2 separate regions of the Homo sapiens genome follow, and region 2 is linked to region 1. A link is a loop called in an ENCODE intact Hi-C map of the cell type or tissue named here. Cell type or tissue: Calu3. All regions are shown on one strand. Each heading gives the region's core, and the rest is flanking DNA. Links, peaks and the distances in the headings are about the cores only.

Region 1 (10,406 bases), core at 813-8,812:
ATACTAAAAAGCCCACTAAAAACTATTACACGTTTACAAGAGCAAATAATAAACAAGGTTGTAGTATACAAGATTAATATAAAAAGATCTATTTTATTTCTATATACTAGCAATTAACCACCTGCAAATGAAATTGAGAAAATAATTCCACTTACTCTAGTATCAAAAAAATAAAATTCTTAGAAATAAATAACAGAAGTGCTAAATGTATATTTTGAAAACTATGAAATAGAGTTGAAAGAAATTTTAAAAAACCTAAACTTATGGGTTGCAAGGTTTACTTATTGTTTGGATTATTGGATTATGTATTATTTGGATATATAATAAAGATGACAATGAATGTTTGTTATTCATTATTATTTATTGTTAAGATAGCAATTATTTATTAAGATAGCAGTATTGTTAAGATAGCAGTACTTCCCAAACTTATCTACAGAATCAATGCAATTCTTAACAGAATAACAACAAACTTTTTGCAGAAATTGACAAGCTGATTCTAAATTTCATATGAAATTGCAAGAAACCCAGAATAGCCAAAATAATTTTAAAAAATGAAGAGCAAAGTAAGCAGATTCACATTTTCCAATTTCAAAACTCGCTGCAAAGCAATGGTAATTAAACAGTGTGCTGGCACAAGAATAGACATATAGACTAATGGAATATAATTGAGAGACCAGAAATAAATCTATATACCCATGGTCAATAAGTTTTGACAAGAGTGACAAGACCATTCAATGGGGAAAAATATTCTTTTCAACAAATGGTGCTGGGACAACCAGATGGTCATAGGCAAAAGAATGAAGTTGGACATTCACTTCATACCATATGCAAAAATAAATTCAAGATATTATATATCAAAGACTTAAATGTAAAAGTTTAAACTCTTAGAAGAAAACAAAACAGTAAGTCTCATGACCTTGGATTTTTCAATATGACACCAAAAGTATGAGCAACAAAAGAAAAAATTGCAAACTGGACTTCAATAAGCTTTATGCTTCAAAGAACACTATCAAGAATTTAAAGAAACACACTACAGAATAGGAGAAAATATATGCAAATTATATACATGATAAGGGACTTTTATCTAGAATATTTAAAGCACTCTTACAACTTAATAATAAAAGACAAATAAACAAACTAAGAAATGGCTAAAGTACCTGAATACACATTTCTCCAAGGAAGACATACAAACAGCCAAAAAGCAAATGAAAAGATGCTCAACCTCATTAGTTATCAGAAAAATGCAAATCAAAACAACCGGAAGATGCCACTTCACACCCAACTAGGATGACTACGTTTAAAAAGTCAGATAATAACAAGTGTCGGTGAGAATGTAGAGAAATTGGAACTCTCATAAATTACTGATAGGCATGCAAAATTGTCCAGTCACATTAGAAAACTGTCTGGCATTTCCTCTAATAATTAAACAGAATTACCAGTAATTCCATTTCTAGGTATATATGCAAGAGAAATGAAAACATGTCCACATAAAAAGTTATACATAAATTTTTATTTGTTTGTTTGAGACAGGGACTCACTCTGTCACTCAGGCTGGAGTGCAGCGGTACGATTTTGGCTCACTGCAGCCTGGGTGACAGAGTGAGTTCCTGTCTCAAAAAGGTGGACGCAAGCAGTCTTCCCAGCTTAGCTTCTAGAGTAGCTGTGACTACAGGTGCACACCACCGCACCCCACTAATTTCTTTTTATTTTTTGTAGAGTCATGTTTTTAATATGTTGTCCAGGCTGGTCTAGGACTCCTGGGCTCAAGCAACCTTCTTGCCTCAGCCTCCCAAAGTGCTGGGGTTTCAGGTGTAAGCCACCATGCCCACCTTTGTACATGAATGTTTATAGCAGCATTATTCACAGTAGCCAAAATGTGTCAGTGGATGAAAGGATACATAAAATGTGGTATGCTTATAAAATGAAATATCATTTGGCTATAAAAATAAATGAAGTATGACATATGCTACAACTTGGATTAACCTTGAAAACATTGTGCTAAGTGAAAGAAGCCAGTCCAAAAGTCCACATAAAAACATATTCTATTTATATGAAAGTCCAAAATAGGAAAAGCTATGGTGACAGAAAATAGTATAGTGCTCACTTACAGTTGGGTGCCAGATGATAGGGGTTTATAGTGGTGATAGCTAAAGAATATGGGGTTTCTTTTTGAGGTGATGAAAATGCTCTAAAATTGACTGTGGTGACGGTTGTGCATATATGTGAATATACTAAACACCATTAAAGTATACATTTAAAATGGGTAAGTTATATGGCATGTGAATTATATTTTTTAAAGTCTGGTTTTTTTTTTTTTTAATGATGGTATATGAATTCTGAGCCTAGATCATGGAACATATCATGCTTCTGCCTTGCTATTTCTTGGAATGCTCCCTTTGAGGGAAGCCAGGCACCATATTATGAACATGCTTAAGCAGCCCATGGAGAGGCTCCTGTGGGAAGGAACTGAGGCCTCCCGCCAACAACCTGCCCCAAATGAGTGAGACATCTTGGGAAAATATCTTCTAGCCTCTGTCAAGACTTCAGATAACTTGCAACCTTAGCCAACATCTTGACTGGCACCTCATGAGAGATTCCAAGCAAGAACCACCAAACTAAGCTGCCTCTGAATTCTTGACCCACAGAATTCATTGTTGTTCTAAGTAACTAAGCTTTGGAGTCATTCGTTCAGCAGCAATAGACAATGAATACGGCAGCATTAGAAAGAAAGAATAATCAAAATGTAGCACTTTGGAGGGAAGGAAGATTATTTGTGTGAACATATTTAATCTGTATTCCTACTTTGCAGAGCGTCTGGGGCACCATTTACGCAACATATAATGTAAGAAAGCACTAACACTTGGTTTAACTAAAATTTATGGGCTGGGTGCAGTGGCTCACACCTGTAATCCCAGCACTTTGGGAGGCTAAGGTGGGCAGATCACTTGAGGTCGGGAGTTCGAGACCAGCCTGGCCAACATGGTGAAACCCCATCTCTACTAAAAATACAAAAAAATAGCTGGGCGTGTTGGCGGGCACCTGTAGTCCCAGCTACTCGGGAGGCTGAGGCAGGAGAATGGCGTGAACCCGGGAGGCAGAGCTTGCAGTGAGCCTAGATCATGCCACTGCACTCCAGCCTGGGGGACAGAGCGAGACTCCGTCTCAAAGAAAAAAAAAAAAAAATTAGCCGGGCGTGGTGGTGCACATCTGTAATCCCAGCTACTCTGGAGGCTGAGGCAGGAAAATCACTTGATCCCAGGAGGTGGAGGTTGCAGTGAGCTGAGATCGAGCCACTGCACTCCAGCCTGGGCGAGCGAGTCTCTGTCAAATAAAACAAAATAAAATAAAATATAAAATAAAATAAAATTTACAGTATATCTATGTTAATTATGGGGGCAGGAGAAATAGACATTTATGGTATGGAAGAGCTAAATTCTAATTTGCCATGATGTGAAATCGATAGGAAATATCTAAAATTGGTAACTTATAAAATAGCTGTGTAAGCATATTATTGATAAATACAAAGCTATAAATTTCACAGTTCATAATTTGTGGGGTCAGGGCCTACAAGATGGAGAATACTGTAGTGAACTATTGATGTACATTGTAAGTCTTGGCACTATCTTTATAATATGTCCATAAATTATTTTTACGAAGAATAAATATAATTTAAAAAATTCAAAATATAATAATAGCACACAAAAGTTTAAAAAATTAAAATCAGAAATATAATTTATTTTCTGGAATTTCTAATATATACTATACACTGTGCTCAGCATTATCATACATTTGTTAAAAGATAATTTTCTGCAAAATAAAAAATCATGACTCATATAGATATAAAAATGAACCCATGCTAAAGAATTTATTTTCCTTATATGATATGAAGTTACCAGGTAGATGTTATAACTGGTTCAGAAAAAAATGAGCAAAATAGCAAAAATTATTATAGAATAAAGGAACGTGGAGACGAATTGCAAATGGAGACAAAACTAGTTTTCCACAGAGGGGAGGAAGTCAATTAAATCACTACCAGACAGCGCAGAATTTACTTATCTGTCAGCTACTTATAACTTACAAAGAGTTGCAAAATACCTGAAAGACAATGAACAAGGCTAGAATCTAACATCCCAGGTAGGTCTCCTGTAAAAGACGTTTAGTTTTCCACTGAAACACAAAACAATTATTTAATACAACATGTAGACTAACTTTGTGAAGTAGGTGTTCCGTCTTTGTAGAAGAAAATGAAGCTTAAAATTGGTTACATAACTTGTTTATATTCCCACTGTTAGCAAAGGCCTAATAAGGAATATAAATTATGTGTGTATATGTGTGATACTGGTAACTGTGATTTCTTTTCAATTTCAAAGGATAATTTTATCAGGTTTGTCTGTGCCTTTTTTTTTCTTTTGCAAAACTGATACTGTCAGTTTACCTCCTGGGATCCAGTCAAAGTAAAACAATTTTGTTTTTCAGGGGTTTTTCCTGCAGTGAACATGGCCATATCTCTCTAGTTATTTCTTAAAAAGAGAGACAATTTCAAAACAGCCAGGGAGGGAACATGGACATCTGTCAGACCTTGAAGTGACTGTGAAAGGGCATAACAAAGATTCTCCCTTCTTCCTAAAGCAATGGTCGCCCTCTTAATGTATTTTTTTCTCTTTTATAATTACCATAGCTCCATTCACATTTTTCCTCTTTTATATTTTCTTTTCTCCCCCAGCTGCTTCTGCAAATTCTGTCTCATCTCTGGCGTTTTACCTCACTAGTCTGATTCTGCCATCCTAGCTCTGGTCTGAACCTGGCTGGACTTGGCTAACTTTGGGTGCACATTTGCCGTAATTAGCTTAGACGAGGGCGGCAAGGAGCAGAGGAACAGTGCTGACTCTCCCCGCTTTTGCCCAGTTTAGTTTCTAGAATACTTTAAACTATGAGGCAATACCTGTGACATCCAGCAGGGTCAAACTACATCCCTTCCAGCCCATACCCTTCCCAGGAGGCCACAAAAACTCCACCATCTTTGCGTGCTGCAGGGCTGTTCGGATAACCCCAGTGCTTCCAGTAAGAGACTCTAAAACTAAAGTAACTGTCAAACAAACAACAAGCATAGAGGATGCTTTTAAAAGGACACTAATGGATCTTTAAAAGAAAGGGAAGGGAAGGGTACATGTGGTCAAACTGCTCTTGAGGTTTGCATGTTCAGTCGTTCTACAGAATTATTGTGTATCAATTATATGCCAAAGTCATAATTTTATGAGTTTACTCAGAGATTATTAAGATCTTGAGAAATTATTTCACATGAATCACCAGAGACTAATATAATAAAATATGAAGGTTTTAATTGGCACTTTCTGGAAATATCATCTCCTTCAATCCAGGTCACAGCTGGAGGAGGTAGACACTTGGCATAGCCAAGGAGCAAACTAGTCTGATGGGTGGAATTAATCATGGGACAACACATAACACAGCCAGATTACCTTCACATTCTAGTTTGCACTAAGAAATAAAATTGTTGAACACTCACATTTTAAGAGGGTTCATCAGGAATTTTTATATTATTCAGATGAAAGACAAATATTTAGACAGGTTTGCAATAGACCCTCACTTTGTCAAGGTTATATTGTTTGTATGTAATATAATCAATCAATGTAAGGAGAACAGTGATTTCAGGAAATAATGTCATCAAACTATTATATCCTAATTCAGGGGGTTATTTCTGTTGGGGAAACTGCCTGAATAGTATAAAGAAACAACGAAAGGATCTGTTCAGTGTTTCTTTTTATAGACTGTGAAATCAGTACCCTTGTGCTATGACAATATTACCTTGAATACTTAAAAATATCAAATTAGTTGTTTAATAATCAGATGAAAGCTTAGTAGTCAATGTTAGCTTTAGAAAGCCTTTAGTTACTTTAAGAGATACTGAAAGGATATCTTAGACTTCACTGTTGGTGTGGTAAGCAGCTTCTAAGATGACTGTCAATGATCCACACCTCCTGATATTTATGTTATTTTGCAATCACTTTGAGTGTGGGAACTTAGTGGTGAACTTCTAATGAATAAAAGATGGTATGTCACTTAAATGAGATTATAGAAAGACTATGACTTCTGCCTTGCGTGTCCACTCTCTTTCTTTCATATCGCTCACTCTCAGGCCAGCAACCTACCATACTATAAGCCATCTTATAGAGAATCCTACATGGTGAGTAATTGAAGTCTCTGAACAACAGCCAGAGAGAAATGGAAACTTGCAAACAACACGTTAATGAACCTTAAAGTGGATCTGATTCCAGCTGAGTGTTGAGATGACTACAGCCCTGGCTGACAGTTTAGCCACAACCCTCCAAGAAAACTGAACCAAAATTATCCAGCTAAGCCACTCTGGATTCTGGGTTCTCAGAAACTGTGAGATAATTATAAATGTTTGTTATTTCTATGCTGCTAGATTTTGAGATATGTTATACAGCAATAGATAACTAATAGAGTATCCTGTGTTACAACAGTATATTAGCTTGAGTATCTAAAAAATGAATCAGATGATAGCTTATTAGACATCATTTGTCTAATAAAAAGATGATAGCTTGTTAGTCAACATTAGTTCATTTAATTACTTTGGTTAGATTTGGAAAGCCATTAGTCTATTCAAAGGAATACTTTGTAAATATTTAGATATTAGCGTTAGGTGAAAAGTATAGGAGTGCACTGTCTCTTCCACGCACTGGCGAAGTTCCTGTGTCGCCAGGGGCCACCATCCTGCTCCTTGTTATTGGTATTGTAAAAAACAGCCATACCCAAAGTCTCGTTTCTGCTGAGATCTGTATCTTTGGGTCGAAAGAAGGCAAAAGTGGATGAGTTCCCACTCTGTGGCCACATGGTGTCTGATGAATATGAGCTGCTGTCTTCTGAAGCCCTGGAGGCTGTCCGTATTTGTGCCAATAAGTACATGGTGAAAAGTTGGGGCAGAGATGGCTTTCACATCCGAGTGTAGCTCCATCCCATCCATGTCATCTGCATCAACAAGATGTAGCCCTGTGCTGGGGCTGAAAGGCTCCAGATGGGTATGTGAGGGGCCTTTGGAAAACCCCAGGGTACTGTGGCCAGGGTCCACATTGGTCAAGTCATCATGTTTATCCGCACTAAGCTTCAGAACAAGGACCATGTGATTGAAGCCTTACGCAGGGCCAAGTTCAAGTTCCCTGGATGGCAGAAGATCCATATCTCCAACAAGTGGGGCTTCACCAAGTTTAATGCTGACAAATTTGAAGACAAAGTGGCTGAGAAGCACCTCATCCCTGATGGTTGTGGGGTCAAGTAAGTTCCCAATCACAGCCCCTTGGACAAGTGGCAGGTTCTGTACTCATGAAGGCTTTTGGCAGCACTGTCTCCTTGGGCCATGCCGATCTGACTTATGCTTACTAATAAATTCTGTTTACTGGCCAAAAAAGAAAAAAGAAAGAGAGAAAGAAAAATAAAGAAAAGAATAAGTACTCGTCTATTACAGCTTTCCACCAAACTTCCGTAAGTGCTGAAAAAAATGTTGTATCTCTGCCTGACACTAAAGGATTGTATTAATGATTTTGCTTAGGTTCATTTTGGAAAATAAGTAGAATCATCCTTTAAAATGCAGTATATTTAAAAGAAAAGGGTCTTCTGTATTTTAATATCAATAGGTTGGTTACTTCTGAAGATGATCTCCTCCTCTGTAGTTTCGATGTGGACTCGTTTATATCTAATTTGAGATCAATGCCAGTTGATGGATTAAAGACAGCTGCCTTCAAGAAATTTTCTCACGCTACCTTATGGGTGGTGCCATTCCTAAATTTCTGTAAGCAATCATGTTTCTTTTTCAAAGAAAGTATTTTGGGCCCAAGTAATATGCCACAGTTTAAATATGCTTATGCAGCCCTCTTATTACATACAGTCAAACCACTTAAGCTTTCAGTTCAAAATCACTGTTTCCAGATCAATGATGGCTCAAGTTTAATAGCCAAAAATTTACATTGATAATGATAAATTTTGGGCTTTATAACTTATTTCAAATACTGTATTACTTTCATTTTGCTGTGAGTTTAACTAATCCCAGAGACAAAGAAATTTACTCACTTTAGAACTATGATATAGCAACATCCCAATTCAAGATGTGATTTTTTAAAAAAGGAATATAAGTTAGAGTTCCATTATATCATTTAATAAGTTTTTCACAAAACAGTGGCACCTAGTGGCCTATAAAAATCCTTCTCCGAACTGTTTGTAATTTGTCTTTACTCTTTAGTTTGAATCTGGCATTCATTGCCTACAGCTGGTTCAATTGCTAGTTAGATTCACTAGGATCTCTTGCTTTATAGATTCAAATTTTTGCAATATTAAATTAATCTTTTATTTTTTATTTGTGTACTTAGCCTAATGTCAACAACACTATTCTTACTATTTTGATGTTATTCTACCAGAAATCTTTGTAGGTCGATAGGGCTAATGAGTTACTGCCACTAAAATAGATGAATTACTTTGAAACATCAAACAAGAGACTACCTTAAAACAATGGTTTATAAAAAGAGATTCACTTGGCCGGGTAAGGTGGCTCACACCTGTAACCCCAGCACCTTAGGAGGCTGAGGCAGGTGGATCACCTGAGGTCTAGAGTTCAAGACCAGCTGACTAACATGGCAAAACCCCATCTCTACTAAAAATACAAAAAATTAGCTGGGCATGGTGGTAGCTCCCAGCTACTTGGGAGGCTAAGGTAGGAGAATCTCTTGAACCCGGGAGGTGGAGGTTGCAGTGAGCTGAGATCACACCATTGCACTCCAGCCGGGGCAAAAAGAGCAAAACTCCATTTCAAAAAGAAGAGATACACTTTTGGAAGTAATAAAATGTGCCTTTTTTGCTTCTATAACAGAACTGGGTAGTGTAAGCTATTTTATCACTGCTTATCACCACTTGGTATTAATAGTATATGAATATTCTTTAAACCTACTGCCTAATAAACCTGTCTATAAACCTGACCACAATGTATTCATGTTGAGAACTTTCCTGAATTCTGCTCACTAGAAGAAAGATGTTGATATTATCTTTTCTTTTATTTACTATGACCAAGTATGGCATGCACCAGTTTGGTTTAGGAAAAGCAAATAAAATATTGTCTTTTACATATAAAGAAATTATTAGTAATAATTGAATATATTTTCCTATCAAAGTGATACCCTCATAAAGATTTATCTGCATGATCTAGCCAATACAAGACACTGTAAGACTGCTTTCAAAATTTGTGTTTGAGAACATTTTGTTCCCTCATGAACATTATATGTGAAACTCAACTCTCACTATTACTGTACTCTAAAAACGATTTTAAGTAAATCTGATGGAAATGAACTCAGAAGGCTATTGAATGGCAATTATTAGTTTAAACAAATTTATATTCACACCTAGTTCCACATTTACTGTGTAAAACAAGGAGGAGTTCTGTAATCAGCCTTCATATCAAGAAAGAGAATGTTACAGAACATGTTAAATGGAGGTGAAAATTGAGAATTTTCTAAAGAAAGTTCTTCATATTATAAGCACTATTTCAAACCTTTGGGCCTAATGGATGATATTTATTGAACTAATATTACAATCACTTAAAAAATATGAAAATTTTTCCTGTCAGTATAATTTAAATAGATATTAATCTTTATTTTTGTACTTTTCTTAAAGTAACTCAATTATTTGTATGAAAAATAAACTGTACACTTTTTAATATTGATCATCTATTCCAGAATTTAGAATTACTCTTTAGTTAATACCAGATTGTGTCAAAGGTGCGGTTTTAAATATCTTAGGTGGACTCATTTATTCTTGAGGTACCTTTAAAACAAGTAACATTACCATTCAGTAGTAGCCTGCCATAAAATTTGGTGCCAAAATAAGTTTTCCTTTTTTTTTTTGAGACTGAGTCTCGCTCTGTCACGCAGGCTGCAGTGCAGTGGCGCTATCTCAGCTCACTGCAAGCTCCGCCCCCGGGTTCACGCCATTCTCCTGCCTCAGCCTCCAGTGTAGCTGGGACTACAGGCACCCGCCACCATGTCTGGCTAATTTATTGTATTTTTAGTAGAGACAGGGTTTCACCATGTTAGCCAGGATGGTCTCGATCTCCTGACTTCATGATCCGCCCGTCTCGGCCTCCCAAAGTGCTGGGATTACAGGCGTGAGCCACCACGCCCGGCCAAGTTTTCTAACAATGATATTTTATTTGTAAATCTGTGTAGACTTCACAGCTAATTCACATACAAATATTATTCTAGTCAGCTGGGTCCAAAAATAGTTAAAACGGAAATGGTAAAAAATCCTTGCTACAGGAGTTCAAACTGAAACTTTATAAGGAAAAATTTTATGATTAGATATTAAAAAGTCATGAAATTTGCCTTAGT
Region 2 (10,406 bases), core at 855-8,854, 360 kb before region 1:
ACCACTGATCTTTTTATTGTTTCTATCCTTTTGCCTTTTCCAGAATGTAATATAACTGGAATCATATGACATGTAGCATTTTCTTACTGTCTTCTTTCATTTGCAATATGCATTTAAGTTTCCTCCATGTCTTTTTATGGATTGATAGCTAATTTTTTTATTCCTAAATTAATATTCTGTTCCTTAAACGAACCACAGTTTATCCTTTCAGCTACAGAAGGACATCTTGGTTCCTCTCAATTTTTGGCAATTATGGAAAAAGATGCTATAAACATCCATGTGCAAGCTTCTGTGTAGACATAAGTTTCTAGGTAAATGCCTAGAAGTGTGATTGCTGGATTGTATGGTAAGACTATCTTTAGCTTTGTAAGAAACTGCCAAATTGCCTTTCAAAGTGACTGCACTATTTTGCATTTCCACAAGCAATTAACTCCTATAACTCCATGCACTTACCAGAATTTGGTATTGCCAGTGTTTTGGATTTTAGCCATGTTATATGGCTTTAAAGCTTGTCCTTCAAGGAATTTTGTTTCTAGTTACAATAAAGTAGGAAACAAAGACTTATTTTTTAGAAAGTCTTTATGCTACTGCTCTATTCTGTGTCAAGTCCCCTTAAAGCATATTCTGTTATAAAGCCCATCAACAGGTCATTTTTAGTAGTCCTGTATTTTTTAGCCTACTTGTTTTATTTCTGCCTTTTCTCAACTGATTCATTGCACATCCTGCTATTGGACTAAAGTTTCTCAAGCAGAGCCTTCATTGTATTACTGCTATATAACACATCAGTGAAGAGTACCTCTCTATAGCCTTTTATATCGCATCCTAACTCCTTTGTTTTGTTAGTAACATAGTCTATAATCTAGCCCATAACATCTATTCTACTTGATTTCCTACAATTCCTCTACAAAAATCTTTCATTTCTATCGAAGTAGATTCTTCAAAGCTCAGTCTGTTTCCCGACCCTACCCTCAAGTCTAGTGCTACAATTCTCACTTTCACTTTTTTGTTTTCACTTACTTTTCTCTGTTGTAGCTACCTCTCAAAGTCCAGCTCAAATACCATCTCCTTCTGTGCCTTAGTCATCTACCTTTTCCATTCTTTTTCTCTTTTAATTTGTATAAAAACACCCATACCCATACCCACAAACACACACACAGTGTTTGATGTATACGTAAGTTTGTATCACTCACTTTGTTTTATAAATATTTTGGGATTTCTACTGTATTTTGAGCTTTTTGATGCAAAGTTTACCTTTTAGCCACCGGGAGCTCCCAAAGGGGTGAGCATAGTTCCCAGCACCCTGATAATTGACCGTTGCCTTTATGATTTTGCAATACTTTGTATATCAAAGTAAAATCCTAAAATTTGCTGATATTATTTATAGCCTATTCTTTGTAACATATGATTAATCTTTACTTCTTCAAATATTTTGTTTAACAAGGGCCAAATACATTTGAAGATGCAGGAAACTACATCAAGAACCAGTTTCTAGACCTGAATTTAAAAAAAGAAGATAAGGAAATTTATTCCCACATGACCTGTGCTACTGACACCCAAAATGTCAAGTTTGTGTTTGACGCAGTTACAGATATAATAATCAAAGAGAATCTAAAAGACTGTGGGCTTTTCTAATCAACTATTTTCTCTTCCACTCTTGCTCATGTATGCTTTTCAAAATATAAAAGAAAAGGTGCTGTATGACGTGTTTAGTTTGAATAGACATTAACTTATCTAGACATATAACTAGCATTGTAAAGCAAAAAGTTTTCCCACAAAAATATTTATGTGTTATCATCTATATCTGGATAAGTTTAAATTTCTTTGGAACATGGGGAATGGGAGTGTCTTTGATGTCCTTATATCTAAAAACTGATATATTTTGGTAACTGTAACAGTACATATCAATGACACTGGATTTTCTTGGAAATAAACCTCTACATGCAGACTATTTGTAATCATAGAATAATGAAGAAATATGGAATAATATTATTTCCATTGGCCAGATTTTGAGAGGCATTCATTTTTGTTGATAATGTAGCCATGCCAGTACTGTAGAGACTTTTTTTTTTTTAAGAGACAGGGTCTCACTGTGTTGCCCAGACTGGAGTACAGTGGCACAACCATAGCTCACTATGGCTTCTAACTCCTCAGCTCAAGCGATCCTCTCACCACAACCTCCTGAGTAGCTAGGTCTACACATGCATGCCACCATGCCCAGCTAAGTTTTTTGTTTTTTGTGAGTTTTTTTTATAGTAACAGTGTCTCACTATGTTGCCCAGCCTGGCTTGAACTCCTGGCCTCAGGTGATCCTCTCTTCTCGGCCTCTCAAAGCCCTGGAATTACAGGCATGAGCCACGGCTCTTGGCCTGGAAAGTCTATTTTAAAAGGGCATGAGGCATTTATTAGTCAATTACCCCTCTGTTAGGCAGCTGCAAATGAAATGTTCTCTATACATTTCTTTGTTAATATGAAATTACATTTGCAAAATAAATATATTCAATTTTATCTCCTACATTATTTTCTTTAAAAAAATCATTAATGCTGAATTTACTCTTGGAGTTGAAAATTTCAATAATTTATTAATTTTTTTTTTTTGCACTACCCTGGTTGAAGAGAGGGGGAAGTATATGGTCACATACACAATGTAAGGCTTTATAAGTGAATAATAGTTTTTAATGGAACGCCCATTCCCCACATTTTATTCCAGATTGGCATGGAACATTATGACAACTGACGACCACATGGGCTTTGGGATGACAACTCTGGACTTCAAGAGAGAAAAATAATTTAATGTTTTAGCACTCATATGTTTTTTGTTTTGTGAATAAGAAGTGGGAAGGAAGAACAAGCAGATTTTTAGAAGGTAAATGTTGAGCTCCTCCCTTGGTTCTGCATGGTCCATTCTGACTATCATATTTTATTCTAATGGTCAAAGTCTTCCTTTTTAAAAAACCAAGTTGGTGCTTTACAAACTAAATCAAGTTATCTATGAAGATTACAGGTGATTTTTTTCTTTTTATAAATTGTCTACCATTTGCAATACTTTTTTTTTTTTTTTTTTTTTTTTTTTTGAGACAGGTTCTCACTCTTGCTCAGAGTGGAGACCAGTGGCCCAATCTCAGCTCACTGAAACCTCTGCCTCCCAGGCTCAAGTGATTCTCCCACCTCAGCCTCCGGAGTAGCTGGGATTATAGGTGCACACCACTACTGCCCGGCTTATTTTTGTATTTTTAGTGGAGACAAGGTTTCACTATGTTGATTAGGCTGGTCTCAAACTCCTGACCTCAAATGATCCACCCACCTTGGCCTTCCAAAGTGCTGGGATTACGGGCGTGAGCCACCATGTCTGGCCCTGCAAAACATACTTTTAAAGCATGTCTGGGCCAGGAGCAGTGGCTCATGCCTATCCCAGCACTTTGGGAGGCCAAGGCCGGTGGATCATGAGGTCAAGAGATCAAGACCACCCTGACCAACATGGTGAAACCCCATCTCTACTAAAAATACAAAAATTAGCTGGGTGTGGTGGCATGCACCTGTAGTCCCAGCTACTCGGGAGGCTGAGGTAGGAGAATTGCTTGAACCCAGGAGGTAGAGGTTGCGGTGAACTGAGATCACGCCACTGCACTCCAGCTTGGGCAACAGAGTGAGACTCCATCTAAAAAAAAAAAGCATGTCTCACTATCATTTATCCTTCTATACTTCTGGAAAATGATATATAGTCAGAATATTAGGTCAGCTAGGACTCTTAAAAATATTTAATTAAATTCTTATAAGCTAGGTGAGTTGCAGGGAAGATAAGTTAAACAATTTGCCAAACTGCGGTTTAGGTGGATTTAGATAATTCTGTCTCTCAGTGTTGCTACTTCATTTTTCTATGATGTATTTTCCTTCTAAACACATAAAGATAATCATAACTCAATGAATAATCTTCACTTAAGTGCCTGTGGCTTTTTTTCCCAAAAACAAAGAGCAATTATCAACAAATACAGTCAAATTTTAAAAATTATATTAAAAAATTAATTTGAAATTCCAAGATATCAAGCACACATGAACAAAAGCATGAGCAATCATTTAGTTCAGGCATTCCATGAAGTTTTCTAGCTAAGAATCACTATCTGTATGACAACCATCCAACGTTTTGCTAGAAGACGTTCAATATTATGAGATTTTAAATAAATATTACAAATACTATATTTCATTCATCGCTTTGTCTTTCCTCCCTTCCCACTCTACATCAACCTGTTTTCTTCCATAAGTGTGAAGAGACTCTTCCATAAAGGAAAATATATCATTTGAAATGTTACTGACTTAAGTTTAGGATTCATTTTTTAGACAATGTAGGTGGAAAGGGTGGGGTCAGAAATGGTTCAGTTTGCTTTTCAGAAGTACATAACTCTTGACCTCATGATCTGCCCGCCTCAGCCTCCCAAAGTGCTGGGATTACAGATGTGAACCACCAAGTATCTACTAAAAATACAAAAATTAGCTGGGTGTGGTGGTGCATGCCTGTAGTCCCAGCTGCTTGGGAGGCTGAGGCAGGAGAATCACTTGAACTTGGAAGGTGGGGAGGTTGCAGTGAGCTGAGATCATGCCACTGCACTCCAGCCTGGTGACAGAGCGAGACTCCATCTCAAACAAACAAAGTACATAACTCATTTTGCCCTGTGCACAAAAGTGACAGGCATAAATATTTACTTCTGAAATATTGTTCTCTGAGAACATTAAACAGTACGTTAAATGACCAAAATGAAAATGGAAGTTATCTTGAATTATTTTTAAAAAGAAAACCGTTAAATTCCTCCCAATATTATGATTTCACTTAAAGAAGTTTTCTTCATCATCACAAATATTGCCATGCTAAATAATGAATTCTAATTAAGAAAAGAGAATTTTTAGTAAAGAAAAAAATTAAATAGATGTTTGTATTAATTCTTTAATGATTGCAACCTTTAAAATTTAATTATTTCAGATTTCACTTTTAAAAGTTTAATACAAAAAGTTAGAGTAGAAGCACAGCATTTGGGGCTAGTTTTTAAATATAACAAAATAAAATATGGAAAAGTTTGCTTCTACCCTGAAGAAACTTCCACTGAGAACAGTAATGTTGGTTAAAATGAAAACATGCATTTCAAGCTGAGGCTCAGGCTTCTATCTGTGCCGTCGGTGCCCTTGCTTTTTGCGGTTGCTGCTCAGTCACATGCTCAAACAAACAAACAAAAATGAATGCCATTCAAACTCGCTCAAACATGATTATAATGCCAACACACTGCACTACCTCAGAAACAAGATGTGGGCTTATATACAGTGGGGTCATTAACAACCAACCCTCACAGCAATTTTCCAGAAGCATCAACTGGCCAATAAGTTAGACTTTGCATCCTGGGATTAGTGACTAGTGAGTTAAATAAAGATATACTTTTGTGTCAAAATATGGAAGTGGCCGGGAGTGGTGGCTCACGCCTGCAATCCCAGCACTTTGGAAGGCCGAGGTGGGCAGATCACCTGAGGTCAGGAGTTTCAGACCAGCCTGGCCAATATGGCAAAACCCCGTCTCTACTAAAAATACAAAAAAATTAGTTGGGCATGGTGACGCACACCTGTAATTCCAGCTACTTGGGAGGCTGAGGCAGGAAAATCGCTTGAACTCTGGAGGTGGAGGTCACAGTGAGCCAAGATTGCGCCACTGCACTCCAGCCTGGGTGACAGAGTGAGACTCTGTCTCAAAAAAAAAAAAAAATATATATATATAAAATACACACACACACACACACACACACACACACACACACACACACACACATATATATTATGGAAGCAATCAACTCCACAAAGATGCTGTATGGAAAAGGGGTTTCAAATTCTGTGGAATCGCCAACATTGACTATGAATATCCAATATCCTATTGGTTAAAAAAAATTATGAACAAATATACTCTTAATAATAGACTTAATAATAGTCTTATTAAAATATCACATAAATAGCAAACTATTTTCTCAGGCCATAGGCCTGTCCTAATACCAATTTCCTACCAGATACGTCTTCCTATTTACTTATAAAATGTATTTTTAAACACTTGGAGAGAATGACTTAGGCTTGACTTAACCAAATACTTTAGACATGAGGAAACATACGTCTTTTGTGTTGATTTATGTGTCTTTACTATGTTATACACTTCAGAATTAGAAGCAGACCTATTGGTTAAAATGTATGACTACTAAAAATAATATGATTGTAAGAATTATGGAAGAAACTGAGAATCCTGTATCTTAGAAAAACTTTAAAAACAGGAGAAACAACTCTGTGCTTGGGATGGAGTAAATATTAACAAGATAATATTAATATAACCAATTGAAGCCCCCTTTCCATTAATGCTTCAGACATTCTTACAAACCAATCTATAGCCACATGGGGGCACACTTACATCACAGGTTTTTCCCTCCAAATATTAAAAACAATACATCTAGATGACCAATAACTTTAGTGAAACAAATAATAAAATCTTGTTAAGAATCATAGTATATTTTTTGACTTTAACTCAGTAGTATATTATAACATTCTGAAAACATAATATGTAATATTTTAGTCAAGTTTAGTTTATGATTAAGGAAGCTACTGAAGCTGCTCCAAATTTGTAGTGTTACACAGATACATCGTTCTTTTAGGATCTTCTTACTTTTTTGGTCATTTTGTTTTAGTCTAAGTAATTATTAATTTTGTAAAGTGTGTCTTTCAGTTATCTGTATTGTGTTTAAAATCTTGATTTGCTCACAGAGACTAGTAGGAGAAATATAATTTGATGCCTGACAACTGTGTTTTGTGAGTTGTAATCAATTGACTGCTTATTAATGTATATCTTTTCAGCAAATCAAAGTAAAATCCCATTCTGCTAAAACATTAACCATTCCATTATTCTGTTTATTACAACTTTTTCCCAGCGACCACTCCACCAAATCAAGAGGAAAATGAGTGCTCTGTCACATTTTTCTTTATCACCACTGCTGCGACCAGCACATTTTTCATTAATAATAGCAACGTTTTTATTTTAAGCCACATTTGTCACACTAGTTAAGTAATAAATAGAGTCAAATGAAAGAAAAAGGAAATAAAAAGACCCTAATTTAATTCATGGGGGACAGTAATGGTCTTCTAATTATTACACCTTTCAGATAAGGAATAACATATGAGACACAGGCAAAGCCAGTATTTTATGTGAAAGACATTTATATTTTCTAAAGTGGTCAGTTTGGGACAAAACCAAGCACACATATGTAATTGAAAATTGTTTTTTCAAAGTATACTGCTGTAAGTTTTCTCCTCTGAAAAATAAAAATGATCAAGTATTAATTGCATTACAATATCAAAATTAATGGAGAATATTTATGTTTAATACATTAAAAGCCTTACCTGGGAGAAAAGAACTAGATGATTGCGCTTAGAGTTAGCATAAGAAAGTTTATCATATAAAGCACCCTATCCTGAATGCCAAAGAACAAGATAATCTGGGCTACAATCATCTTATTCATTAAAAGTCTGAATATTTTATTACACTTAAAATATTGGTATACAAGTGTACATTTATATAAAGCACAAGGTAGGTGAGATAATTTACCAGCAAAAGAAACAATTTAATTTCCCTAGGAGTTAGAGGTCCGTGAGTCTGTCAGTCCACCTGAATCCACAAATGCTTAGCCTCTATTCAAGAAATAATCACTTAGCATTTTTATTCCCACATATGGTGTGCACTACAATGATACATGTGGCAGAATAGCATAATCACCTACACTTTTGGAAACAAAAGGCAGAGAATTGTATAATAAAAATGTACATAGGCCAGGTGCAATGGCACACACCTGTAATCCCAGAACTTTGGGAGGCCAAGGCGGGAGGATTGCTTGGGCCCAGGAGTTCAAGACCAGCCTGGGCAACATAGTAAGACACTGTCTCTATTAAAAATACAAAAACTTAGCAAAGCATGTTGGAACGTGCCTGTTGTCTTCAGCTACTTGGGAGGCTGAGGTGGGAGGATAGCTTGAGCCCAGGAGTTTGAGGTGGTAGTAAGCTATGATGGTGCCACCACACTTCAGCCTGGGAGACAAAGTGAGACCCTGTCTTAAAAATAAATAAATAAATGTATAAAAAACAGACACAAATGCTTATTTCATCTTCACAATTGTGTTCCTTTTCATATTTAAAAAAGAACAAATAATACTGTGACAGGGTTCAGGACATGTACCACAAAATATAGCACTTTGGCATTTGAGAAGACAGCTTAAAGAAGAAGATCTCTCTGACTTTCTCTCACCATTCTTCCCTGAAGCAAGCCATAAAAGAATTCTCTGACCTTCCTTTAAAGTAGGTCAGAAAGCCCTCATTCTAGAGGGATACTTCCTATACCAAAAGGAAAGAAATAAAGACACCGAGAAACCGAGAATAATTTGAACAGGCCTTGCTAACGTCCCCATAGCTTATTACCATTAGATCATATCCTCTTTCATTCAATCATACTTCCACAAGACTGTTGTACTAGTCCATTTTTCATACTGCTATGAAGAAATGCCCAAGACTGGGTAATTTATAAAGAAAAAGACGTTTAATGGACTCACAGTTCCACATAGCTGGGGAGCACTCACAGTCATGGCAGAAGGTTAAGGAGGAGCAAAGGCACATCTCACATGGCAGCAGGCAGGAGAGCATGTGCAGGGGAACTGCTCTTTATAAAACCATCTCGTGAGACTTATTTACTACCAGGAGAACAGCATGGGAAAAACCCACCCCCATGATTCAATTACCTCCCACGAGGTCCTTCCCACGACACCGTAGGAATTATGGGAGCTACAATTCAAGATGTGATTTGGGTGGGGACACAGCCAAACCATATCAACTGTCCAGCCTTCATTCAATGTAAGCATTAAAACACATAGTTTTCCCTGCTTCTTTGGGTCTTAATTTCTGAAGACTCCTGTGTCACATAAATCTTCTACTAAATTTGCATGCCTTTCTCTTGCTACCCTGTCTTTTGTTATAGGGGTTTCAGCCTTGAACCTAGCTACAGATGAGGAAAAGATATTGCTTTTCTCCCCTACAACTGCTTGATGATCTAAAGCCACAGCCATGCTGCTTTGCTGTTTTTCCTAGGATGTTCTTTACCTTAAAATAGTAGTGGAAGCACATATGCAGTTATACTTTGGACTCTGCACTCCTAGAAGGCTTCAATAAACTTAGACTCCAACAGCAAATCACTAAGCCGGTATTTCATTGTAAATCTGTGGCAAAAAGTTCCCCTGAACTATATTTTCCCTCCTAGGATGGGTGACACAGTCACTGTAGGGAAGCGTGGGCTATGTTTGAGGACTTAATTTTAAATCCCAGTTTGAGCACCAATCCGCTGTGAGACATTGAACAGTCGTTTATTTTAGGTGGTAGTTTTTCTTACCTATGAACGAACAGAGTAGATTAAACAACCACCACAGACCAACATAACCTCAGCTTGTGACTCGGCAATTTCTTTTGAAAACTGATACCAGAGTAAGCTTGTCTTAACTCTTACTAAAATGAGGAAGAGGAATGGTATGCAAAAGATTTTTAATGAACATTTAAAATATGACTTTTATGTTTAAAAATTGTGATTTCCTTTTCATTTTAGGTTTAAATTGAAGGCTTAAAAGTGTTATTTATTCCTGGGGAAAAGAACCAGATATCTAATGTTGCCCCTAGGAAAGATTTCACAAGGGCAACATTTCATTGTTAAGCCTGGTAGAACATCTCGTGTCATCCAAGGGAGGGAAAATGAATTAATGTATAAACATTTTATTAAAGAATAATGTAAAAACTTGGTAAGTTACCAAACATCACTGAATTGAACACATAAAATGGGCCAATATATGTTAGCTCCCAAAAATCATAACAAAAATAATAAAGGTGATTTTGAAAGGAATAAAGTGGCATTCATTCATACCCATAGTATCTCACCTACGTAAGAGAATTAAAAAGTATTTCATAAATTAATAAATGATGAGTCCATATTTTCCATAGTGACCTCCACTGGGACGTGGAAATGTCCCAAACTTCAATATCCTTGTCAATATAGGTCTACATTCCCTGCATAGCTGGTTGCCTAAAAGTAATAGTTAAATTTTATTTTTTAAAACTCCTAGAAGCTGAGATAATTTCTGGGTTAAAATAAAGTTTCAGGAGTGCAGTTACTCAGGGAAAGTGGCCCTGATTTCACATGTTCTGTCCTTTGCAGGATCAAAGTCCACTTGCAGGATTATGTGCCAGGACTGCCCTCTCCCCTACAAGCCCTGTTGGCGCCTACTCATTCTTCAAATCTTAGGTTAGAGTTCACTTCTTAAGACAAGGTTCTCAAACTTCACGGAATAGAAGTTCATTCGCCTGTATGTACTTCT

Evidence for each region. A loop is a pair of places that touch in the nucleus more often than their neighbours do. Peaks named below come from ENCODE experiments on the same cell type or tissue, not always from the same donor. Only the 100,000 strongest peaks of a DNase experiment are listed, where the experiment ranks them.
Region 2: a loop joins it to region 1, with 2.8 times the contacts of the local background. A loop is called at or near these places in 11 of 110 quality-filtered maps.

Annotation. Positions count from the first base shown.
Region 1 is chr7:80,093,552-80,103,957 of GRCh38, reverse strand. It overlaps the pseudogene RPL10P11. Among named protein-coding and RNA genes, the nearest start is that of GNAI1, 36 kb to the left of the region's middle. In Calu3, for the core only: a CTCF peak has its summit at 4,935; no DNase peak of the experiment used is centred there.
Region 2 is chr7:80,449,897-80,460,302 of GRCh38, reverse strand. GNAT3 (G protein subunit alpha transducin 3) reads left to right here. Exons shown (of 8, transcript NM_001102386.3): 8 at 1,442-1,668. The coding sequence ends at 1,632. Among named protein-coding and RNA genes, the nearest start is that of GNAT3, 57 kb to the left of the region's middle. In Calu3, for the core only: no CTCF peak of the experiment used is centred there; no DNase peak of the experiment used is centred there.